Linked DNA regions of Homo sapiens: region 2 is linked to region 1. A link is a contact called in ENCODE Hi-C or POLR2A ChIA-PET data. All regions are on one chromosome and are shown on one strand. Each heading gives the region's core, a stretch centred on a gene start or an enhancer-like site at or near the end of the contact. The rest is flanking DNA. Distances are from core to core; before and after follow the strand shown.

What was found. A loop is a pair of places that touch in the nucleus more often than their neighbours do. ChIA-PET counts read pairs that join two places held with the same protein, here RNA polymerase II (POLR2A). Pooled maps may share reads with other maps.
Region 2: a pooled map shows a loop between it and region 1 (4-fold over the local background). The contact joins the enhancer-like site here to the promoter of MIR223HG in region 1. A Hi-C loop is called at or near these places in 8 of 50 pooled maps. POLR2A ChIA-PET finds 5 or more read pairs at or near these places in 3 of 52 experiments (BJ, T-cell and naive thymus-derived CD4-positive, alpha-beta T cell).

What each region holds. Positions count from the first base shown.
Region 1 is chrX:66,011,623-66,018,555 of GRCh38, forward strand. It overlaps MIR223HG (MIR223 host gene), which reads left to right and starts at 3,839. Exons shown (of 3, transcript NR_170299.1): 1 at 3,839-3,929; 2 at 5,443-5,567. RefSeq lists an enhancer at 1,628-1,697.
Region 2 is chrX:66,072,286-66,079,218 of GRCh38, forward strand. It overlaps the pseudogene EIF4BP9. Among named protein-coding and RNA genes, the nearest start is that of VSIG4, 36 kb to the left of the region's middle. Within about 2 kb of position 2,791, at least 8 of the 41 ENCODE cell types and tissues checked have a DNase peak (open chromatin) inside an H3K27ac peak, as active enhancers do.

The sequences.
Region 1 (6,933 bases), core at 2,589-5,088:
ATGCACCTCCACTATTGTACTCATTTTTTGAACATGCTTATGTAGCACTCTGTTTTCTGGACTAGATTGTGAATTCCTAGAGGGTAGGGACCATGTCTTATACCTGTTCTGGTCAATACAGTAGCCACTAGCCACAGATGGCAATTTAACACTAGAAATATGGCAAGTTCAAATTGAGATGTACTGTTTGCATAAAATACATACTACATTTTGAATAATGTAAAATATCTTATTAACAAATACTTACATTGTTTACAGGTTGAAATAACATTGTGGATGTATTGAGCTAAACAAAATATATTATTAAAATTAGTTTCACTTAAAAATTTTTCATGTGGTTATTATAATAATTGTGGCTCGCATTACATTTGTATTAGATTGTTGTATATTTCTGTTCTGTTGTATGTTTATTTTTTCCCCTTTTGCCAAGCATAGAGCTTTGTAGCCAGTAGGTGCTCAACACACCCTTGCTGAATATACTTAAGCTGTAGTTATTGGGTTAATTGCTGCCATTTATCTTGTCAGTGTCACTGTTTTGTGGCAGCCTCACAGTGAAACCTCTGTCCCTAGGCCCAGGTGTACAAAAAGTTCTTTAGTCCTGGCCTGCGGGTGCCCTACACATTGCATCAGCCTTTGTATTTCCTTTCAGAGGAAACCCCAATGCAATCCTATGCATAGCAATCACTAGGGTTGAGGTAGAGTGTGTGGACACAAGCCACTTGCACAGGAAGTGGCCTTAGCTTTGCAATTTTCCCTGGGGCCTCTTCTTGAAAGTCTTCTGAAAGGAGGTGGGGGTGAGTGAACAGGAAGATAAACTCAAAGTGAAGGGTGGGGGCTTCTCAGCTCCTTCATGGAGGTTGGGTAAGCTAAGCAATGTGGGGACATTGGGCTATGAGGTCTCTTTCTTTTGCTTATGCATTGACTCATTCACTTATTCACCTCACAGTTCTGGGATAACTAGTTTATTCCTAGGCCTAAGAAGACAGTAAAGATCAAACATAGTTCCTACTTTGGGCAGTGCTTGGTCTTCTGGGAGAGACTGACACCTAAGTGCTGTGTGGATGTTTTTCAAGAGTAGAGGAGGGCAAGGTGGGAAGCAACTAATTTTGCAGGTGGTTGTCAGAGAAGGCTTTCCAGAGACAGTGAGCATCATTTTTTTCCTCTCTATCCCTTAAGATGTAGCCAAAATCTTATTCTTCTGAGAACCTTTCCAGTTACCATCACCTTCTCATCTTCTGCCCTGGGAGAATCTTATATACGTATCTGACGGCACTTCATGACTTTGTCAAATTACTTATCATATTCTGTAGGGTGACATAGCTCTTGGGGTGCACACCTGTCTTCCATTTCCCTTTAGCCTGAGAATCCTTCAATCTGATGTGAGGACTAAGGCTCAGACAGGCTGTGTGTGATTGTTCAAGGTCACATAATCAATAAGTTACAGAGCTTGGTCTATAACCCAGGGTCTAAGATGCAGGGACTCTGATTCAGTGTTCTTTCCATTCCAGTACTGCGGAAACAAATGAGTGTGTCTGCAGTGTGGGACCCCAGCACTGCCTGCTTGCTCCGCTTGTCAACTATTTTCCCTTCTTTCTCATCTCCCTTCACAAGCACAGGCAAGGCAGAAATCATACAAAATGGGAAAACTTTGTGACTTTTGGTTGCTCTCTGCAGAAGCCTGGACAACAGATCAAAAAGAAGAAGCCCCTTTGTGCTGTTATTGGAAACTTGGCCCTTCCCAGCATACTTTGTGTTTGTGGGCTAAAGAGGAACTCTGAGCACAGTTCCCTTTTCTCGCATTCAGGCCATATGCATAGGTAGTATGATTTTCAGAGCCTTCTGTTTCCTAATGCTCTCTTTTATTGCCCTGTCTTTGGACTCAAAATAGATACCATTAATTACTACTTTAGGTAAACACATTGTCTCCAGAAACCCCTGTTAAAAGGCCAGTAGAGTACCCTAATTGATAGGGAAGAAAAAAACGTGTGTAGCTAAACTTAATCTCTATGGTATGCGTAGGAAGAAGGGGGTCCCATTTTAGCAAAGTGCCCGCAGGACTACCCTACTTCCGCTCCAAGCTTTAGTCAGAAACCAAAAGAAACAAGAACTGAATCTTTCTAGAAGCTAGATCTGGGGTCTTGAGGCCTGAGCCAATAAATTATTCTGGTAGAAGGAAGTTTTCTACAGAGTGATGTTAGTGCAAGTGAATCCCTATTTCAGGCTTTCACAGAGCCTCAGGTCCTGCAACCATGGGGAAGCCCACAGTGAGTAACGAAGAGCCACAAAGGAACCAGGGAATGTTTGAGTTGGAGTGGTCTCCAAGACCATTTAGTCCAACCTCTGTTGATTAAAGGAGAAACTAATGCCCAGGGAGGTAGTAGAGTGGGGACTAGGGCCCAGGGCTCTTGGCTCGCAGAATGTGGTCTTTCTTTTGAGCCTGAGTATATAAGAATGTACATAGCTTGAAAAGATTATTTACCACGGCTTGACTATCACTCAGGGCCATACTTCCACTAGTGTAGACAGAGGACTGTGACTTGGGCACTGCAGTCATTGAAAGCTATCAAAGTATAACCTGAAAGCATTGCCCCTCCCATCCTTCATGCCATCAGAATTCATGGTGGAGGGCACTGCATGATGGGAATTCATCATCTTCCTGGCTGTTAGTGGGGACTTCCAGGAGACTGCAAACATGAGGCATTAAGAAACCATCCACCTTCTTTTCACACCTTTCATGTCCCTCATTAGCCTGAAGGTCACAGTTGAACTTAGGGGTCTGGCACTAATTTTTCTTTCTCAAAGTCAACTACTTTCTTCTCCCTTCCTTGTAGCCAATGTGGGAAAGTAGACGAAAACCTCAACATTTGGAGTTAGACCTGAGTGAAAAATCTGCCTTCTCTATTATTTTCTAGTTTTGTTTCCTTAGACAGGTCACTTTATTTCTGTGTGCCTCAGTTTCCTCACCTATAAATAAGAATAATAATACCATACCAGAGAGTTGTTGAATAAATTAGATAATACACATGAAAGAATATCATAAGTACTCCAATAAATGTGAATTTCCTTATTTATTTCCTTCAGCAAGCCCCAAGATGACAGAATGTGGCTTGTGGTCATAACTGTGCCCCAGAGCCAGCTTCATAGGCATATGACTTGTACAGCTTCACAGGGCTCCATGCTTAGAAGGACCCCACACTTAGTTTAATGTTCTGCTGTCATCATCTTGATATTCTTAATTTTTAAATAAAGGGCCTATCGTTTTCATTTTTTACTGGGCCTTGCAAATTATGTAGCTGGTTCTGTATGCCAGGAGAGAAGTTGGAAGTAAAATGGTATTCCAGGACCAGGAGGCATTCTGGCAGAGTGAAAGAACATGTGATTTGGAGTCCATGGGGATGGGTTTAAATTTCAGCTTTCCACTAATTTGCTTTGTGATACTGAGTATTTCCTTTTATCCCTCAGAGGCTCTGTTTCTCAATTTTGACTACGGGTTTTTTCATTAGATAATGTCTCAGTTCTGGTATTCCAGGTTTCCCTCAATTATTCTGGGAAAACCTCCTTGACCCACAGGCAGAGCCTAGGGCAGCCAGGTGCTTTCTACTCTCTCTCTCTCTGCAGCTTGGAAAGTTAGTGTCTGTTGAAGGTCAGCTGGGAGTTGGTGGAGGCAGGGCAGTGGCCTGCTACTATTGCTGCAGTAGCAGACCCTTTCACAACAGCATTGTTTTGTCATTTTGCATCCAGATTTCCGTTGGCTAACCTCAGTCTTATCTTCCTCATTTCTGTTTCCTGTTGAAGACACCAAGGGCCCTTCAAAACACAGAAGCTTCTTGCTCACGGCAGAAAGCCCAATTCCATCTGGCCCCTGCAGGTTGGCTCAGCACTGGGGAATCAGAGTCCCCTCCATGACCAAGGCACCACTCCACTGACAGGTATGGTATCCATTTGCCCTCTCTTCTTGGATTCTCAAGCTGGGGCAGAGTCCATGGCAGCCAAGGGTGGCTTGGATCTGCCCATCCCATTCTCTTCAGACCCTCCTCAGGGATTAAGGTCAAAGGTGGGAGGAAGAAGGCTTCCATTGGCCTTTTATCCTAGAGGTTCTAATGGAGGGGAAAAGGGGATAGGATATTTTCTATCCAATCAGGATGTTTAGGAGATAGTCACATGGAAGTGGAATGGCCTTTGGACCCAGGAGTCAGGAAACCTGAGTAGCAGTCCTGGTTTTACCATTTACCCAATGTGTATCTTTGGGTAAGTCCTTTCTCCAATCTAGGACACAGTTTTTTCACCCCTTTTGCAAAATAAAAAAGTAAAAAGAGGAAAAGAATGATTAGATAGATGCTGTCTAGAGACCCATGGTTATTAGATTCCTAATTTTCATGATTGTCAGCCCTCTGTCAAGAAAGAAGATGAGAGTAATCTTTGCATATGTAACTGTGGGTGGGGCTGAACACATTCAAGAGGAGAGTGCTGGTGGTAATCCATATAGCACTCTCTGAGAGGCATGACTCAAAGATGAAAGCCTCTTTTCTAGTCCAATCTTTGACTCCTAGAGATTCAAAATTGAAAGACTCTTAGAGACTAGGTACATATGGAAGAAACTGAGGTCCAGAAAGAGGAAGAAAGGGACTTGCCCAAAGTCATACAGAGAATCTGTAGCACAGCTGGGTCTGGGCTCCCAGGTCAGTCCTCTTTTTGCTCTATCCTAGGAGGACTGAGACATCAAGCAGCAGGACCTGTCCTGTAACTGACCCAGGACAGGTCCTGCTCATACTAGAGGCAGTCTGGGATTTTTAGGCATGGTCCTGAGGACTTCTTCTTTTCTTCTATTTTTCTTTCAGGTACTTGGCTCACTCTGAGTGTTCAGAGATTCCTAGACACCTACTTACCCCTAATTCTTCTGGTCTATTCCCTCCAATTCCCTCCATAAAAACTGACCCATCCTTTGCATCAACAATAGTGGCTTGATGACGCTCTTCAGTAGAGGATTTTGCATTTCATATGGGGAAAAATGATGTTATTCTAAGTAATATAACAGACCAAGAGAAGAGCTTTCAAATTCCCTTAATATCATCCCATATAGATATTTATGTCTTCTTTCTATGGGTCTGGTGAACATTTCTCAACTGAATGTGATTTTCTTACATACACTCCATTGGAGAGGCATACCAGTCTAGTTTCAGCTCAACCACTAACTCCTTCCATTAATACTGAAGCAATGTTGTCTATAAGGCTCCACAAATTTCAAAGTACTAATAATTTTTAGCCCCTTTCATGCCTCCTTTCCAGCCTTTCTGGAGGTGAATAAAGTCAGAAAGTGCATTCAAAAGGCTGTGAACACCTCCAGCTTATCTAGGTCTTCTTACTGGAGCTGACAGCCAATGAGTGTAATGATACAAAAAAGGTAACAATCCATTTCTTTTTCTCCTGCCATCCCCAACTCAGACTCTGTTAATCAGCTTGCTTGGCTGGCCTCCAACCATAGGTCCAGGGGCTGAGACAAGGTCCTTTTGAGCTCCTATGTGGGAGGCTCTGGAAAGCTTAGCAACACTTTCCAACAACTTTGCCAGGTAAGTAGGTAAGTCTCCTTGTTCTCATTTCCAGAGAAGACAACTGAAACCCAAAGAAAGACTTGCCCAAGCCATGATTGGCTAGTTGATGGCCAAGACAGCATTAGAACACAAGTTTGTCGATTCTGTCATGCCATATTTGGTGACCATGACTGCTGCTTTTGCTGCTGGGTGGATTAGGCTGAATTGGGTAGGTAGAAAAGGAAGTGAGGGAGTGAAAGAGCTTTAGTTTTGAGATGACTGCCAGAACTTAAATTGAAGGAGTATGTTACCTTCTTAACATTCAATTAAAAGAATAGAGCAAGAAAAGACACTGATTGTTTTCTTGCTGAAAGACAAGGCTGAATCCCTCTGTCTTACCTGGGCTGGGACAGGGCTTTCCGGCCTCATGGGGGCAGTTTACCATTTCTGGTAACCTTGTGATGTTTGCCACTTTTCATGACAATATTTAATGTAGACCAGCTACCTGCTCACAGATCAACTGCCACAGCTGGTAAGGGCAGTAATTTGACACCAGCAACCTGGGATTTTTAGCAACAGGATCTGATTGTTGCCAAGGGAATTCTCCCAGAAGTTTCAGACCTGACCCTGCTCCTGGCAGCTTCCTTATTGCCCTGGTGGCTTGTGGGTTCAGTGATCCCAAATGTTGCATTACAAAGCTATTGCCTGTTTTTGCCCTCTTTGTTGATGTGTCTTCCCTTTCCCAGAGGGATATACAGAGAAGGGAGGCAAAATAACCAATGAGGAAAGCTGTATAAGGCATACTGCTGAACTGTAAAAAATTTATTGTATAAACTTTACAAGTCTCCTCCCCAACAGGAGCCTTTGTTATCTCATTTATAACCTAAGTGAGTGAGACTAGATGATCTTTAAGGGCACTTTAATAGCTGCCATTCTTGAGTCCCTATGGGACAAGAGGATCATGTTAGGCAAGGCTGAGACCACAAGAAATCAATGTCACACCTGTCCAGATCCTGCTAAATCAATTGCCAATAGCTCTTTCTTTCATTTTGGTCACACAACCACTACTTTTTGAGCATTTGTTATGTATTGAATACTGAACCAAAGGCTTTACATGCATTATCTCCTGTCATTCTCACAATAACCTTATGAGGTAGGTATTATACTTACATACATTTTGTGGGTGTAGAAAACTTGAGCTCAGAGAGGTGAAATGATGTATCCAAGGTTGCCTAACTAGCTAATGGAAGAACTAGGATTTAAGCTCATGTTTAACCTCAAAGCCTATGTGCATAACCACAACACTGAAAACACAGCTTGGGAGAATTGAGAAGAGGGAGCAAGGATGCTGACTCTAGGGTCTGGTACTTTCCTCAAGTCAGGGAGGCAGGATGATGACCAAATT
Region 2 (6,933 bases), core at 1,541-4,040, 60 kb after region 1:
TAGAACTTGAACTCAGCTTTGATGGCCAACTAATAATCATCCCAAACTAGTTGCCTTCTGAGGCAACTCAGTGCCCTGAAGAGTGACGATTATTTTGCTGCTTAAAGTAGTACATTTTGGCACAGGTTCGAGGGGCTGGTCCACACTTAAGTTTGACATTAGGCTAAGGAAGCTCACATGGCCCCCTTTTGGGTGTGTTTGTTTGTTTGTTTGTTTGTTTGTTTCTCTCTCTCTCTTTTGAACTTGAAAGATCATATTTATTTGGAGAAAACAAAAAACCCACAACACAAAAGATGGGATTTTACATCTCAAGGCATCTCCCAGGTAATAAGTCTACAGATTACAAATTATTTTCATAGAAGATATTTTTCTACAAATTTTGCATGTATTCAGGAGCAGGCCATTAATTAATTCCCATTTCTTTTTTAACAGGGAGGCAAGGTAGAGGAGAGGGAAAAAGTTTTGGATACAACTATTTGGAAGGAGAGTAGACATGAAGATGGCAAATTCTAGCTTTTCATTACCTAAAATCAATGTTTTTTTTCTTTTAAAAACCTTCCAATCTTCAGTATATCTTTAAAAGCCCACTTCTTAGCTACTAGCCAATCCACACCAATTATTTAAATTCACTTGGTAGACACCTTTGTGTGCTGGCTAAATTATATTCATTATGCCCACTGCTGAAGCATGCATAAACCAACACCCCTGCATGGCTGAACAGGGCCTAATCTAGGACTGATGGGAGAAGGGCTTGTAAACAAAGATCAAGATGTCTTTTCTCTGGTGATACTGTCTACCAAGCTGATCCCTACAAAAATTCACATAAAAGCAGGCAAGTTTAGCTACTGTGTTGCAAGAGAAACCAGGAACTTGTTAAATAGTTCTCTCCATTACCATTTATTCTCTCAAGGGAAGCTTAAAAAAAAAAAAAGAAAAAGAAAAAGAAAGAACAACACATTAGTCTGACCACCTCATAAATCCAACAAGCATTGGTGTGGCATTTCAGTGGAGAAGAAAACTTGGGGGAAAAAACCCCATCAAGGTTGTAAGAAAGGCTCCCAATTTAACTGTCCCTGTCCCTATTTATCCACCTTTATTCACCACCCAAGACCATCCATTATTCTAGAGCACTCTGATCTATAAAAGGGGTCAAAGCATCAGGAGCAGGCAGGGTGTGAGAACCAAAAGGCAAGAAACTGATTTGCTTGAGAAAAGCAGAGATTCTTCCTTTCACAGCTCTCCATGGCTGAGAGAGAGAATGCCCAAGAGATCATCTCTGTGACTTAGAGACTGCTTTTTGGGAGGTTAAGAGTCGCATGAAGAACTTAAGATGATGACAAGAGCCTAAATTTTTAAAGTTTCAAGGTTTCAACAGAACGTAGATATATTTGAACTTTCAAAAAGCAGAGTGTTTAGAAAGGGAAAACCAGGACACACAAAACATTGGGAATTACTATGACTCCCAAGTGCTTCTGGCTCCAGGAAATAACCATTCATGTGTTTGCTGGAGGTCACACAATTTTTCCCTATTACCTGGTGCAAAATGACTCATCACCTCCCAAAAGCTTCTTTTCAAACCACGATTTTCCCATTTATTTTGGTCGAATGCAGTCCTATTCGTTATGGCCTATAGACTCACTCCCAACTCCTGGGTGGTAAAAAAAAAAAAAAAAAAAAAAAAAAAAATGAGGGAATTCCCCCTAGGCTGGCCTCCAAAGTCAGGATTAAATAGGAGGAGCTGCTGGCAGCCTGCTGGAGACTAAAACAACTTGAGGCTAAATCTACCTTTCCAAGAGTGGAAAATTTATTCAGATAATGTTTGAGAATTCATATATGCCACAATAGGATAGAAACGAAACAGTAGAAATCTCACACTTTCCCTTATACCTCCCTCCTCTACTGCCCAATCAGACTCCAAATGTTATATCACTGTCTTTACCATTTCTGCTAAATTGAGGCCCCTAGGCACTAATCACACTGGCAACTGCATGGTGACATAATGCACCACAACTTTTCCACTAAAAATCTCTAGTCTCTTTCTCTCTGGCTATATTGGTGATTCTCCAGTTACTTCAGTACTTTAAAGGCTGCAGCAGCATGAATAAGAATTTCCTTTAAAAAAAATTAGGTAAGAAAGGTCTCCAGGAGATGGTGAGTTTTATTTTGTCTTGTCTGGATAGAGGTTTGATTTGCTCTCGAATGTTCCAGGGTGGAGAGAAACTAGGAGAAAGCACAGGATGTTGAGGTCTCTGTGGCTTAATCTTCTCCCTCATTTTCATCTTCACCATCAATGGAGAGAGCAGCATACTTCCTTGCAGAACTGAACTTGGAAGCTGGATTTTCCTCAGGTTTCTTTGGCTCAGGTGCAGATCTGGAGTCTTTATCCTTTTTGTCATCTTTCCTATCTGACTCCTTCCAGTGGTCTTTGTTCCCTCCCTCTCCTGGACCATGGCTAGAGTTCCCAGTTTGGCCTTTTGGGATATTCATCCCATCTCCTTCATTTTCGTCTTTCCTTGCTAGTCCTTACTCAGATGGTTGAGCTGGAGCTACTTTACCCCACCAATTGTAGGGGATTGCTGCTCTGTGTCTGAGCTCTGAGATTGAGCAGGAGGGTTAGAACTTCACTTCACCCAACCATTCTCCTTTGGTGGAGGGGCTGGCATTACCTTTAGGGACTGATCAGGTTTGGGAGGTTTAGAAGTTGGAGAGTGACAGTCTTCCTCCTTATTGAGTGTTTCATTTTCTAGTGACTTCTCACTCACTCTCCTTCGTGCATTTCTGCCGGATGTGGCGGAGGTCCCAGTCTGCAATGACTCACTTCCTGTCCTCAACTGTTCCCGTTCCTGAGTTTCTTCACTTTGTCAGCTTGGGTGTCTCTCCCGAGGCCGTCGTTCTAGTTTTGGCTCATCCAGCTGAAGCTGCAACTTCTCGTGTTCCTTCTGTAGCTGTTCTTCTACTTCTCTTTCTCTAGCAGCTGTGTCAACGGGCTTTGCCCCTCCAAAGACAGAAGCATCTCTACTGGACTGGGAGGTACTAGCAGTGGAATCATCTCCTTAGGAGCACTCCGAGGCTTTAGATTCAGTTTGGGTCTTTGGGAGGGACCTCTATCATCACCCATATAATCATCCCGAGAGTAATCATCTCTGGAGCTCCATGACCGATCATCCTGTCTGTCTTATTGGTCTTCATAGCCAGTCCCGCCTCCTCTATAGTCATCATCCCTGTGGCACCCACTGCCAAATGCCCTTCTGCCACTGCCTATCCGGGAATCATAGCGTCTATCATAGTCTCTGCTGCCTTGGTCATCATAGCGATCCCGGCTGCCACATCAATCCATATCCCAGTGTGGGCCATCCCAATACCCATCCTGATACCCATCGTGATACCGGTCTGAATCATAACTATCTCGATACTTGTCTCCAAAGCTATCATCACTTCTTAGTCATCAAAGCTGTCTGTGGCAGGACGAGCCCTCCAGTCTGTATCTGTTTTGTCAGAATCCCGATTTCTATCATGGCCAAAAGAACGATCCTCCCTGTCTTTCCCCTGTGCTTGATCAGCAACGTCCACTTGAATTTTCCTGTTACCTAGAGACTCTTCATTGAGACTCATGGAACTGAGCAGGAAATCTAGGTCCTCAATTTCAGCATAATCAAAACCTTTCAACCTCTCTGGATTGCTGGGTTTACGTGACAAACGCACTGCACTGATATTTAATCCTCGAAAGAGTTCCTTAATTGACTCTTCTGTCATATCATAGGATAGGTTCCCTAGAAAAGCAGTGTAGGGTGGTGATTTGGGAAGACGGTCGATATTGGGTTCCCGAGCAGCCCGTGGAGCAGTGGGAAGGATGGAACGGTCAATTGGAGGCACCCTATACACTTCATCATCATTACTGTGCCAAGTTGTTGAAACATCTCCTTCCAGGTCATCTGTTTCATCAGCCCAGGGTACTGGTTTGGAAACATAGGTGCTTCCTCCACCAATCCTCCCATCCTCAGCCAGAAAGTATGTTAGGGAGAGTCTTCTCCTTCTTCTTCTTTTTTGCTGAGGCCACCATGTTGGGAGAGGGAAAGAGTTTTGGGTGTGTTTCTCAGGAAGCTTTTCTCACTGGGGTTGGGCAATAAATGAGGGTCAGTAGCAGGGAATAACACAAATATAAAATGATAAAGCATGTAAACAGACAAATGTAAGCACTGCTGATGAAGGTGAAATTCAGGCAGACTCCCTTCCTCCACATGGTACTCAAGGTTTTCATGGGTAGAGATTTGCTGACAATAGTGACTTTGTGGCTCCAATTTAGTAGTATTTCTGCTGAAGCACCCACAACCTCCTAGTTTCGGGAAATGAAGACTTTTTTTTTCTTCCTATAGTTTTGTGCCAAGCAAGAGGTTTCACCCTACTTACAGAGTTAATTTCAGATATAAGATGGGGAGGGGGGGATTTTACACTACCAATGCCTGGCTTTCATTTTTAGAAGATCGCAAAAGAACAAATACCAAATATATTGTCAAAGAGTGCATCTGTGGTATATGAGAACCAATGATAATACGTGGGAGTGCAAGTACAGGGAAAATGTTTCCTTAATTATGTTTTGTTCCCCTCACTATAATATTATATTATACTTTGGACTAAGAAGAACCCTTCCCTTCCCTTTTTCTCTTCCCTTCCCTTTTTCCCTTCCTTCCCTTCCCTTCTTTCCTTCCCTTCTTCCCTTTCCTTCCCTTCTTCCCTTCCCTTCCCTTCTTCCCTTCCCTTCCCTTCCCTTCTTCCCTTCCCTTCCCTTCTTCCCTTCCCTTCCCTTCTTCCCTTCCCTTCTTCCCTTCCCTTCTTCCCTTCCCTCCCCTTCTTTTCCCTTCTTCCCTTCCCTCCCCTCCTTCCCTTCCATTCTTCCCTTCCCTTCCCTCCTTCCCTTCCCTCCTTCCCCTCCCTCCTTCCCTTCCCTCCTTCCCTCCCCTCCTTCCCTTCCCTCCTTCCCTTCTCTCCTTCTCTCCCCTCCCCTCCCCTCCCCTTCCCTTCCCTTCCCAATAGGGTCTCACTCTGTCATCCAGGCTGGAGTGCAGTGGCACAATCACAGCTCACTGCAGCCTTTACCTCCCTGGGCTCAAGCAATCCTCCCACCTCAGCCTCCTGGGTAGCTGGGACTACACATGCACACCACCATGACCAGCTAATTTTTGTGTTTTTAGTAGAGACAGCATTTTGTTATGCTCAGGCTGGTCTCAAACTCCTGAACTCAAGCAATCCTCCTGCCTTGGCCTCCCAAACTGCTGGGATAACAGGCATGAGCTACTGCACCTGGCCACAAGTAATTTTCTAACCTCAGAAGAATATGCCTGAAAATATACAGATTTCTTCAGAAACACAAATCATACATCAGACCTAAGACCCGGTATAAGATATTGATCATAATTTAGTTTTCTCCTAAAAAATGTCTGATTGGTTAAGGTTTCAAAGTAAACATTGAATCAATATTCAAATGTACAATCAGGGATGTATGATAGAATTATGCTACTTCTCAGCTAGATTTGAGGTTCACTAGCTATATACTTGGATTTCCAAATCCCAATCACCATCGTAAATAGTGTTTCTTGGTTTATCAGAAAGGAAAGTGAAAGAGTGTGCAGAGGTACCCTTCAAAGTCTCTGCAAGCTTCTGTTGATATATTCCTGCCTTTCTTCCACTCTATCCAAAGTGATTTCCAGATTATGAAAAAAATTACAAAGTAAGCATTCTCTTTAAAAACATGTGGAGAACCCCCTAGTTTAAAGAAGAAAGAGATTTTGTACCTGTTCATTATAACATTACATTGAGTATCTGGTTTGTCTTCAATCAAGATTGGAGCATTGACATGGAAAGGAGAAAACACCAACTCCAAAGAAATATTTATAGTTGCCTCTCCAAATAATTCCTGGATCATTAGTTCTTGGAAATCTGGTACCACTAAATCCAAACCAATGGCCAGTGAATCTTCACTCATAGGTACATCCTGAATTGATATTTTGGGGTATTTCCTGAGAAATAATCAACACAGGAAAATATTAATCCTACATGTTGCAAGAGCTCAAATTATATGGGCTGTAGCATATCTATTAGTTACATAATATCAACAGATGATTTGCAGTGTTTAGGTCAACTAACGAATAGTGTGCCCACAAATTCTCCTTTCATTTTATTTGAATATTATATAATACAACATCCAAACATTCTCACAGGACAACAATTCTATCACTTCAATTTAATGAAAAAAAAAGACATCACACCTGGAATAGCTATTACAAAAGAGACAGACAAGTGTTGGTGAGGATGTGAAAAAAATAGGAACCCCTATACGTTGCTGAAATAAATAAATGTGAAATGGTATATCCACTTTGGAAAATAGTTTAGCTATTTCTTAAAAAGTTAAGCATAATGTTTTCCACTCAATTCCAATTACTTCCAGCAATTCCATTTTTGGTATCTATGCAAAATAATTGCAAACACATTTCCACATAAAGATTTTCCTGTGAATGTTCATAGCAGCATCATTTATAATAGCAAAGAATTGGAAAATAACAGAAGTGTCCATTAACTGATTAATGTGTTAAGTGAAATGTAGTATATCTATATAATGAAATATTATTCAGCAATACAAAGAGTTGAAGTAATGATCTATGCCACAGCATAGATGAAAACACTATGCTATGTGAAATACGCCAGACACAAAAGACCACTTGTATTATTCCATTCATATGAAATGGCCAGAAGAGTAAAATCTATAGAGACAGCAAGTAGATTAGTAAATGGCCCTGAGGGGTCTTATTAGATTGATGAAAATCTTCTAAGATGGGATTATGGTGATGGTGACACAATTCAGTAAATCCACTACAAATTGAATTCTACCCTTAAAATCGGACAAATTTTATGATATATAAATTATCTTTCTCTCCTTTT